Linked DNA regions of Homo sapiens: region 2 is linked to region 1. Evidence: chromatin contacts called from ENCODE Hi-C or POLR2A ChIA-PET data. All regions are on one chromosome and are shown on one strand. The core of a region is the stretch at or near the end of the contact, and the rest is flanking DNA. Distances in the headings are between cores, read along the strand shown.

Region 1 (5,622 bases), core at 118-2,617:
AGTTGCCCAGATGTAACCAGGCCTACAGGTACCTGGGAGAAACACGTGTACATTTTCCCCAAAGGGCAGTAATAGCATCCTAGGCTTCAAAACATTCATAGAAACCATTTTTCAAATGCAAAGTCCAACACAGTTAGAAATAACCAGGCATAGGAGCACACAAAATAAGATAAAAAATTAAAAGCAGAGACGGCAGCCAATTGCAATATGTCCACAGGGATTCAAAAGGTTGGAATTCAAAGACACATGCCTTAAAATAAGTATGTTTACTCAGCCCCCCACGAAATAAAACAACGAGAATTTCAGCAGAAATAGGAAACTATAAGGAAATCGTCAAATGGAAATTCTGAAATTGGAAAATGCAGTAATAAAATTGAGTACAACAGAGGATAAAGTTAAATTTAATTAGATATAGTTGTTTAAAAACAAAACAAATAAAAAATAACTGGAGAAGTGGAAGATAACTCAGAAAATCCCCAGAATGAAACAGATTGAAGCAAAAGGGAAGAATGGAAACTCCAGACAATGGTTTAGAGATATAAAGGGCAATGAGGAGGATGATTGAAGTCTTAGGGAAAGAAGAGGGAGCGCATGAGCAGAAGAAAGACTTGGTGAGAAATGTTAGAGCATCTCCCAATGCTGACGAAAGAGCACCAGGAAACAGATTTAAGTTGGCAGATTTTTATAACATTCAACATACATTCTTCACGGGATCCAGCAATCTGACTCCTCAGTATCTTCCCAAGAGAAATGACAGCAGTGTCCACACAAACACCTGTATGCAAATGCATATGGTGACATTATTCATAATCACATAAAACTGGAAATAAATTCAGTGTCTTTCAACTGATGACTGGCTTGTATTAGTGATCCATCACTGTGCAAAATATTACTCCCAAAACTTGGAGGCTTATATAAGAAATGGTTATTATTTCATAGTTTCTGTGGGCCAGGAAGCTGTGTGTGGCTTAGCAGGGTGCCTTTGGTTTAAGGTCCCCCATGAGACAGCAATCAAGCTGTCAGCCAAGACCACAGTCATCTTGAGACTTGAGTGAAGGCTGATCCATTTTCAAGGTCACTCACGTGGCTATTGGCAGGCCACAGAAGGTTCACATCCAAGTCAACTCACATGGGCAGCCTCCCAGCACAGCAGCTCTCCCCACATCCCTGAGCAAGCAATCCAAGAGAGAGCACCCCAGATGGAGGCTGCAGTCTTCACATAACCCAGTCTTGAAAATGACACCCCAGCACTCTGTCACGTTTGATTGAGTCACTAAATCCAGGCCACACTCAATGGGTGGGGAGTCCGTGAGTGCCTGGAGGTGGGCTCACCAGCATCTCACAGGCTGAACTAGCACATGGATGAAGCCTGCAATAAATAAGAGTGATCAACTATAATGAGCATCATAAAAAAAAGGGATGGCTAAAGCATTGTGTTGAGGTTAAAAAAAAAAAATCAAAAGACTAAGTGTGATCCTGCTTATGTAACATTTGGGGAAAAGCAAAGCTGGAGACAGAAAACAGCTGAGTGGTTGCTGGAGGCTGGGCGTAATGGCAGGAGATGAAGTTCAGAAGGACATGTGGTGTTATAGACAACCTGGAGTGCTCATGTCTGCAGATGCACAGATGTGTATGTCTAAAAAAGGTGAATCTCACTGTCTCTAAATTACACCATAATCAATCCAACGTTTGTAAAAATGAAACAGAAACCTTTGCAAAGCCTAAGTAGGATACATAAAACTTTCCTAGGTGTATCATAGTAAAACACCTATAAAATAAAGACCGAGAATTAATTTTAAAAGCAGTTAGAGGTAAAAATATGTACTATCTTCGAAAAGTAGCAACTGAAGTCCAAAGACAATGAAATAACATAGTTAACATGCTCAAATAAAATAACTGCCCCCCAAAAATTCCTGTAATAATGAAAGGGAGTTAAGGATATTTTTAGGAAAAAAAATAAAAATGAAAGGAATTAAACACTGACAGACTCAGAATGCTTAGAGATAAAGGAAAGAATAAAGAATAACTAAAAAGGCAGTAAAATTTGGAGGGGTAAAATAATATTTAATATTATACACTGATAAACCTACCTTGCCAGTTGTAACCTCAAAGGTAACCCCTGAAAGAATATTAGTGGGGTAGATAATATCCAAACTAGTAAAGAGAGAAAAATAAAATCATAAAAAGTCAACTCAAAAGATGCAAAAAGGGGATAAAATAGGAAAAATAGGGCAAGGAGAAAGTTCTGAGACAGTAGATATGAAAACACATGTGAAAATAAACTTTATTTAATTATAATAAACTTTAAAAGGCTTATTTAATGTAAACTTATATGAAAAATGATTAGCAGAATATTTTAAAAACTAAGTTTTCTGAAAACAGTAAAACATAAGGATTCTGAAAGAGTAAATGTAAAGGGATAGAAAAGAAAAAGATACAATGTGCAAATATTAAAAAGCAGCAAAAACAGTGCTCATATATTTGAACGTCAAAAATTACATCTCTAGGCCAGGCGCGGTGGCTCACGCCTGCAATCCCAGCACTTTGGGAGGCCGAGGCAGGCAGATCACCTGAGGTCAGGAGTTCGAGACCAGCCTGGCCAACATGGTGAAACCCCCATCTCTACTAAAAATACAAAAATCAGCTGGGCTTGGTGGTATATGCCTTTAATCCCGGCGACTCGGAAAGCTGAGGTAGGAGAATTGCTTGAACCCAGGAGGCGGAGTTTGCAGTGAGCCCTGATCGCGCCACTGCACTCCAGCCTGGGTGACAGAGCCAGACTTTGTCTAAAAAAATAAGATAAAATAAAATCTCTAAGTAATCAATGTATTCAAGAAGAAATCACAAAATAAATTAAAAAGCAAAATATTTTAACTAATGACAATGCAAATATGACAACAGAACTTTTAGGACATGTCTAATGTCTTTTGTGTATGAGTGGAAGGGGCTCGGGTACAGTGTCGGTATGGTCAATATGTGGCTGTATGGCATCGTGGCCATGGCTGGGCTTTTAGTGTCCACATCAACTGAATAGTATATATTGTCCTGATTAAGTCGTTTCATATGCTTCATTCCATCCCATCCTCCCACCTTGCCACCCTTCTGAGTCTCCAGTGTCTATTATTCCACACTCTGTGCCCAAGTGTACACGTTATTTAGCTCCCACTTATAAGTGAGAACATGTAGCATTTTTCTTTCTGTGTCTTAGTTATTTCACCTAAGATAATGGCCTCCAGTTCCATCCATGTTACTGCAAAAGATCTCTTAAGAAATGGAAATGTATGGCTTCAAACCTTTGCATCACAAGAGAACAAATACGATGAGTGTTAAAAGGGTCTAGAAATTAGAAACAGAACAAAAACTAAATACTATGAAAATGGAAGGAAAGATATGATAGTGATAATAAGAACATAAGTTATTGAAATATAAAACAAATAAAATAATGTGAAGGGATAGAAAGGAAGGAAAGAGAAAGTTGTTTATCTTTTAAAAAATTATCTTTGAAAACAATAAGATTGAAAATTTTCTTGCAAGGGGATAGAGAAATAGAGAAAATTGGCACAAATAACAGATTTTAGATTGAAAAGGGGACATCAATACAGATCTGGCTGAAATTAAAAATAGTAAGAGAATATTACAAACAGTTTTACACCAAGATAAATTTACAAATTTACATAAACAAATACATTCTTAAAAAAAAAAGAACTAACGAAAATGGACAAAAGAAGTAGGAAAGCTAAATAACACCGTAAATGTTAAATTAATGGAATTTGTAATTGAATGCCTTCCTACAAGGAAAATTCCAGAATCAGATGGTTTCTCCACTAAATGTTTCCAAAATTCTAAGGATTAAATAACTCCAATGTCACGTACACGCTTTCAGAGAATAGGAAGGAAGGAGAAAGAAAATAATATTACTCCAGCTTGCATAATTAGCCACTTAATTTATGACAAAATTGGCATGTGAGAGCACTGGGGAAGAATAATTGATTGCTATCCATGTGGAGCAAACAGTGAAACTCGACTCTGCCTAATGCTATACACACAACAATTCCTGATAGATTATAGATCTGTATGTCAAATGTCAAATCATAAAATGGATAGAAGAAACAATAGGAGAGTATCTTTCTTACTTCATAAAAGGAAAGAAGGGCTTGTTAAGCAAGACACAAAAGTTTTAACCATAAAGAAAAAAGAAAAAAAAAAACATAAATAGGGAGAAAATATTTTTAACACATTTACCCAACAAAGGCTAATATTCAACGTTTATTTAAATTAAAAACAAAAGACAGCTGAAAAGAAAATTGGACAGAATATGTGAATACCACTTAGAAAAACAATTTTAATGGAGTCCAACCTCATTAGTAACTAGAGAAATGTAACTGAAGACTCCAGGGCAATACTACTACACACACTCTAGAATTACAGACCCGCCTGAAAAGGAAGAGGTGCTCGGAGAACGGACTGCCACAAAGTGAGGATGGCAATTTCATTTGGAGGGGAAGGCCAGTAGCGATTTGGAGAGATGACTACAGGAGCTTCCGCAGAGCTGCCAGTGTTCTATTTCTTTATTTTATTTGTGTGGTTGTTACAATTCTGCAATTTAAAAAAAAAAGGAGGAAGAAAGAGATGGAGAAAGGGAACTTCTCTTCACCAAAATATTTAAGTTTTCTGTGTTTTGAGGCAAAAGGCAAAAACTACAGCTTCGGAAATGATCCTAAAAAACTTAATAATAATAATAATAAAAACGGCAAGTCATACTCTAAATATCAAAACATAACCAAAAACCAAGGAAACAAGCAGAAACCCTCTAGACCAAAATGGAGATGTTTGTGAAATAGGATCCATGAAATTAATAATATAAATTCTTTAGGAGTATCAGGGTTCTAAACTTCAGCATGTAACACATAGTGTGTACGGCCAAAGCCTGCAACACAGATTTCTGTGTTCTCCCTTAACACACTTACAATTTTTAAAATAAAGTTGGTTCTATGCTGTCATTAAGTAAAAACCACTTGAAAATCTCAAGAGTTATGCGTGCAAAAGGAAAATTATTTCAATTGGAAATTCAATCTTTCAAAGCAACTTGACACATTTATGCTGATCTACTCTTGTGAGCGCCATGAATTTCTGGGGGCCTGGAACTTTCCCCATGATTTTTAAAACATCCAGCACAATACCCTTTATACTTAGGCCCTGAGTAAGCATTTGCTGATTGAAACAATGTTGTTTGTTACGGAGGAACCAGTAAATCCCATACAGAGGGCAGAGTCAGAAAAACTGCCTCGTCAGTATTATAGAAATTGAACAAACATTACACATGTGCAGAATGTGATGTATACATGAGCATGATAACTCTTAAAGCAATTATTAGTACAGGTTCATAACTTACAAAGTGCAGCCAATGCACTTTCTAAATAAGGGCACAAGATGAAAATAAATGTTTAAAATAACTTAAAGTTCTAATTGAATCAGAAACAGTGTTATTTTCTAGGAAACATTTCTCTTTTGAATGCCAGTATCTGCATGCTACCTCTGCTTCCCAGAAATAATTATCTGTTTGTTCATTTGTTGAAATATAGTTATGTGTGCGTAATTATAGCTATCACTTACTTTAATTGC
Region 2 (5,631 bases), core at 548-3,047, 410 kb after region 1:
ATTCCCATTGTTTTGTTTTGGTTTTGGTTTTTTGCAGCACTTTCTACAAATAACCAAGACACCAAATTAACCTTGTCTATCAGCAGATGAATGAATAAAGAAAATATGAAAATATGGTACATATCCACAATGGAGTACTATTCAGCCAAAAAAAGGAATAAAAATCTTGTCATTCACAGCAGCATAGATAAGCCTGGAAGGCATTATGTTAAGTAAAATAAGGCACAGAGAGATAAAATACCACCACTTCTCACTCATATGTGAAAACTAAAGAAGTTAATCTCCTAGAAGAAGAGGGTAAATATTAAAAGCTGGGAACTGAGAGGGGAAGGGTTAGAGGGAGAGGTTGGTTAAAGTATACAAAATTTCAGCTAGCCAGGAGGAATACATTCTAGCATTCTATAGAACTTTATGGTGACTACAGTTAACAACTTACCATATATTTTTAAATAGCTAGAAAAAGGAAGTTTGAATCTTCTTAACACAAATAAATGATAAATGTTCAAGGTGGTAAATTTGCTAATTATACTGATTTGATGTTACAATAATTTAAAAAGATAAAAATATGCATGCTTTTTAATGTATTTCTACAAAGAGAGTGCCACGCCAATTTTATGATTGCTACTTACCATAAGAATTAACTAACAAAAAGCTATGTGGAAGATCATTTCTTTCCTCAAAAATCAGAAGCTATCATGAAACAGGGCCAGTAATCTTACTTTAATGAAATGGAGAGTCTAATCCACTACATTTTGTAAAGATGTTAAATCAGAGAAAGCAATAAAATGTGTTCCCATATCAATAAAATGCAATTCTTTATGTTCTTATTATGTAAAACAATAAGCCAGGCTCCCTGAAGAAGACAGTGTCTTGTCTGATTGCGTTTTTCATGAGCACCTTACAGTCTATTTCATATGCAGTTAGTGAATAAACAGGGCTGTTTATGAAAAATTCTGTTCATGATGCCAGTAGATTGCATCTGAGGCATTTTCAGTGGTAAAACAATTTGCACTGCAGATATATGTTTATGGGAAATTAGCGGAATGGTAGAGCTTAATGCATAAAAGTGGAGAATTAATGTAAAATAAGTAGGGGTACTGAAGCCACACTTTCTAGTAATCCTTTTAAATCTGTATTTCATCCAGAAAGCTTTTATTTTAAAACCAATTTAAAAAGTCAATAATTATTAAATATGCAGAGACATTTGTGTGCTTCCTGCTTTGTAGCATTTTATTTGACATGCTTCCAAATTAGGCTATTAGTGTTTTGTTTGTTTGTTTGTTTGTTGCATCTATAGGGATCTGGGTGATGTTGAAACCTATTACACTGGACTCCCAGAAGGTAGTGCTTTTCCTACGCTCATAGAGAGGTTGTGTGACAGCATAACCAACCCTATTCCTTGACTGGGCCCTTGAGGAACCAAATGAAGAGCAAGCTCTCTGCTGCCAGGGTTTCCCAATGCCAGAATTCCACCATCACTGCCCTGGTCCCTCCTACCATCTGGCCCAGTCATTAAACCTATGCCTGCCCTTTCCAGGATATTTATTTCCTTTTCTCTTCTCTGCTAGGAGAGCCCCGCATGTGGGCTGCAGTCTCCCTCGCTGCTTCCTCTTGGATGGATTTCATTTTGCCTGCTTCCCACCTTGACATTTTGACAAACCAGCAATGGCCCAGAATTGTTCCTATGCTCTTTTCCCTGAGCTCATGCCCACCCCTGTGATTGATAGGACTGGCTTTTAGCTTGGCAAGGTGATCCTTTTTTAAGGGCATGTCCAGAGGGAGCACATAGTGACCTCACTCTGGCCAGGACATTGCTGGGTACAGAATATAACTCCTTGGTGTTTGGCCTCCTGAGTCACTCATTCATTACATAAAGTCTTTATCTTCGTGCATATCCTGGAACAATACTCTTAAATAAATACTCTCGGAGGCATTTTACTCCATGGCTATTTACTTTGCATTTCCATGATCTCAATGGAACACAGAAAGGGAGGAGGTAGAAGGCTTGGCAAACAATCATTTGCCACCATCTACGCACAAGGGGACAAGTGCGAAGGATATTGTTTTGTTTAAGAGAGAGACACGTCATTGACTTGACATAATCCATCTGTGTTCGGACCAGAGTGGATTAGAAAATTCCACTTGGCAAAGCATGCTAGATAACCTCTATCTTGAGAGAACAGAGGCAATTTGGGTTTGGAGTTAAAAGTCCTGGTTTCATTTCCCAGCTTATCCCCCTTAGCCTTGAGACCTTGGGCAAGTCCTTGAACTTTTCTGAGTCTCAGTTACATTCCACCATCAAGAAATAATAATGGGCCTCCCATCTACTCCTTCAGATTGCTTTGAGTTAAAATGAGATAATGTCCCCTGAATGCTAAAGTGTGAAAAATCTGAAGAAAAAAATATAAAGCCATGAATTAGCAGCCTGCTCTTAAAATGATTACTAATGTTGGTCATTATTACTAGCTTCAGCATCATCATATATGATTGTTTGATTTTTAAAAAACCTGATGAGATTAAAACTTATTTTGAAAGGATGTTAAGTCCACAGATAAAAATGCACTGGGCTATCAAAATTTTAGACCCACCGACATTTATCGGTGAGATCTTACCTGCCCCTTTTATCTACCTCTTCCTCCTATTTATCCTTCTCAATTCACTATGAACAGAAAGATCTGCCCTCAACAAATAAATACAGATTCCCATGAAAACCTGCCAAAAGGAAAACCAAAAGAGGAAGAGGATATAAGATTTCTCAAGGTTCACTGTGTTTATTTCCAGTTAAGCCAACCTGACTCCATTCATGCCCTGAGACAGCATGTGCTTATTTTTACAACAATTGCCAGTCCATAGGCCATCCCAAAGGGCTGCTGGATGTCTTCCCAGGAACCCAGTGGAGGGGCAATCTGTTTTTTATTTCATTTTTAGAAAGTGGGAAGGATCCAGCCATTGGCTGCCCCCAGAATCTTGCTGGACTGGCCCATGACTGGGACAGGCTGGAGACAGTTACACAAGTCCAGTCATAAGCAGGCTTCTCAAAATCTGACAGAGAACGAGAGCTACACACCTGGCCACTCTGTAGGTATTGGTACCCACCCCTTTCTCTTTACTCACGTAGGTAGACAACTACATGATATAAGATGTTGATGTGGTTTGGCTCTGTGTCCCCACTCAAATCTCATCTCAAATTGTAATCCCCATGAGTTGACGGAGGGACCTGGTGGGAGGTGACTGGATCATGGGGGTGGGTTTCCTCCATGCTGTTCTCATGACAGTGAGTGAGTGAGTTCTCATGAGATCTGATGGTTTAAAACTGGCACTTCCCACCTTGCTCTTTCTCTCCCCTCCCTCCATGCCAGATAGGCACCAGCAATACTTCTCCGAGGAGTGTGCTTCCCATTCAGCAATGATTGTGAGTTTCCTGAGGCCTCCCCAGCCAAGTGGAACTGTGAGTCCATTAAACCTCTTTTCTAAGTTACTTATATATAAGTGTGAAAATGGACTAATACAGCTGTCTTTTAAAAACTACAAACATAGGAACTCAAATGCTTTCAACCTAATTCACCAAAGGCAATGTAATCACCTGGTAGACCATGCCTTTAATTCAGTTGTCCTTCCACTGTTCAAAACATCCTTGGAACTCATTTTTTAAAAATTATCTTCAGAGAATGTAGCATCTTCTGGATATCCTGAATGCATGAAGTTTTCAAACTTTTAGTGTAAGTATGATTTTTGAAAGCAGTTAAAGACCGTGATGCTAGTGTAGTAAATGTGGTCAGGTCTAAAGCTAAATACAATTTGTTCATAGTGTTAAAGGAAGTGCAATCATAAAGTCAAGGGATATTTTTGGAAGTGATTATAAAAATGGCTCTGAATGGAGCTAGATTTTACTGATGGCAGCATCCTCAGGGATAACTGAATGGCTTCCCAAAGTAAACTTTTGAGGGGGCCAAAAATTTAACTCTGTTACTTTACTCTGTAGTTGTCATGCATTTTATGAGATGCTGACACTTACCCTTTCCATAATAGATACTGGTAAAATAGCCTCTTCCCAGCTGCAACCTCTACCACCACCAAGTTTACAGTATGCATAGAAATGGTATGGGGTTGCTGAAGAAAGAAAGGAAACAAATTCATGCTCAAGTAGAGCAACTTCTTACACCTCTAGCAGAGAAATGATAAGGCTTCTGAGACCATCATGAGGAAGGGATGGAGCCCAGAAATGTCTTTCTACAGTGCACCCTAGTTCCACCCACTGGACCCCCGCAGTGGATCAGCATACTCCTCAGAGAGCTATTGCTGGTGCCCATCTGGCATGCTGATTAAAAAGCAATACGTACGCCATGATGTCTTTGGAACCATTGTCTGATGTGGAGGGGAACTGTGTCAATAAATCATGATAACAGTTAATTCAAGTAATAAATACTTTTATGGTTGAATATTATATTATTTGTTTTTAAGTCTGGCTGATATCTATTATAATGAGATTTTCCTTTACTATTCCATTTCATTATAATTGACAGTATTTGTGTGAAATATTGAGGGAGCTCTGATAGCCACATTCAAAAATATAGTCAAGGTCTGTCATGGGGCATCCCATCTAAGACAGAGCCCTCGGGGACAAGCCACAAGGGCGCATACTGAAACAGAACCCTGGGGAACGCCTGAGCTAATATCAAATCATAAGACAAGAAGCAAACTTATGTTCAATAAAATTTGATGGGGGCATCTTGAGAGACAATGGTAAGGTCTTGAGGTTGCTGTTTAAACAGTATGGAAATGGATAAGAAATCACTGCCTCAGATTTGGTTGGTAGCCAATAAAGGCTTAGGGATTAGCAAAAAGTTAGAAACTATTGAAAATAATGAAAAGATAGGATCTAGCCTTCACCATCTCTATACAAAATAAATTAATTTAAATTAGTACAATCCTAGGAGGTCCTTCCCATCAACTACGATCATGAGCAAGCAAATAGTTAAAATGGAACCATGTGTTGTTTCACGTAAAGAAAAAGGCTTGAGTTTTTGGTAACAGTTCTACCTGTAAAATAGTAAAGCTGTAGATACCTATAGCATTGATGATGGCAGGGGGGAGATGATATTATGTCAGTGACAGCGAGCCAAGCCCCATCTAAAAGAAAGGTAAGCTGGGAGTTTTACTTAAAAAGCCTACCTAAATTGACAGCTCTCACAGAATGCACTGGAATTTGGGGGTAAAGATAGAATCTTCCCTCAGGTTTGAAAAACAAGCTCTTATTCACATTTTCTATTTTCCCATTGACATGAAAATTGCCTAAGAAAAGTAGACGAGATCCCAGGGGCACACTGCTTTTCAACTTGAATCTTTGCCTTCCCTTTTCATTTTTTACTTACAGTGAGTACATGCATGTATGCATGCACATGTGTATGTGTGTGTACACGTTTGTGGGGGCGGGGAGGTTGTCCATGGAGATTTTCTCTTAAAGGAAAGCCTATTTCCCTCAGCGGTAGGAAAATTGAAGCCTGCACCCTCCTAATACAAGACCTACTCTTTTCTTTAAAACATAGAAGACTTATCTTTTGAAATGGGGTAGCCGCTTAAGGAATAGATAAATTCCCTGCGATATTTACTCCCAGAAAGAAAAAAATAGTA

The links. Hi-C counts contacts between places; a loop is a spot of excess contacts on that map. ChIA-PET counts read pairs that join two places held with the same protein, here RNA polymerase II (POLR2A). Pooled maps may share reads with other maps.
Region 2: a loop to region 1 is called in a map with no recorded cell type, with 2.7 times the contacts of the local background. The contact joins the enhancer-like site here to the promoter of MYO16-AS1 in region 1. A Hi-C loop is called at or near these places in 8 of 37 single-sample maps with no recorded cell type and 7 of 50 pooled maps. POLR2A ChIA-PET finds 5 or more read pairs at or near these places in 1 of 52 experiments (OCI-LY7).

Annotation. Positions count from the first base shown.
Region 1 is chr13:109,165,936-109,171,557 of GRCh38, forward strand. It overlaps MYO16-AS1 (MYO16 antisense RNA 1), which reads right to left and starts at 1,368. Exons shown (of 3, transcript NR_047700.1): 1 at 1,084-1,368; 2 at 701-775. All of the region lies in intron 33 of MYO16 (myosin XVI), which reads left to right.
Region 2 is chr13:109,574,599-109,580,229 of GRCh38, forward strand. No RefSeq gene overlaps it. Among named protein-coding and RNA genes, the nearest start is that of LINC00676, 150 kb to the right of the region's middle. Within about 2 kb of position 1,798, at least 3 of the 41 ENCODE cell types and tissues checked have a DNase peak (open chromatin) inside an H3K27ac peak, as active enhancers do.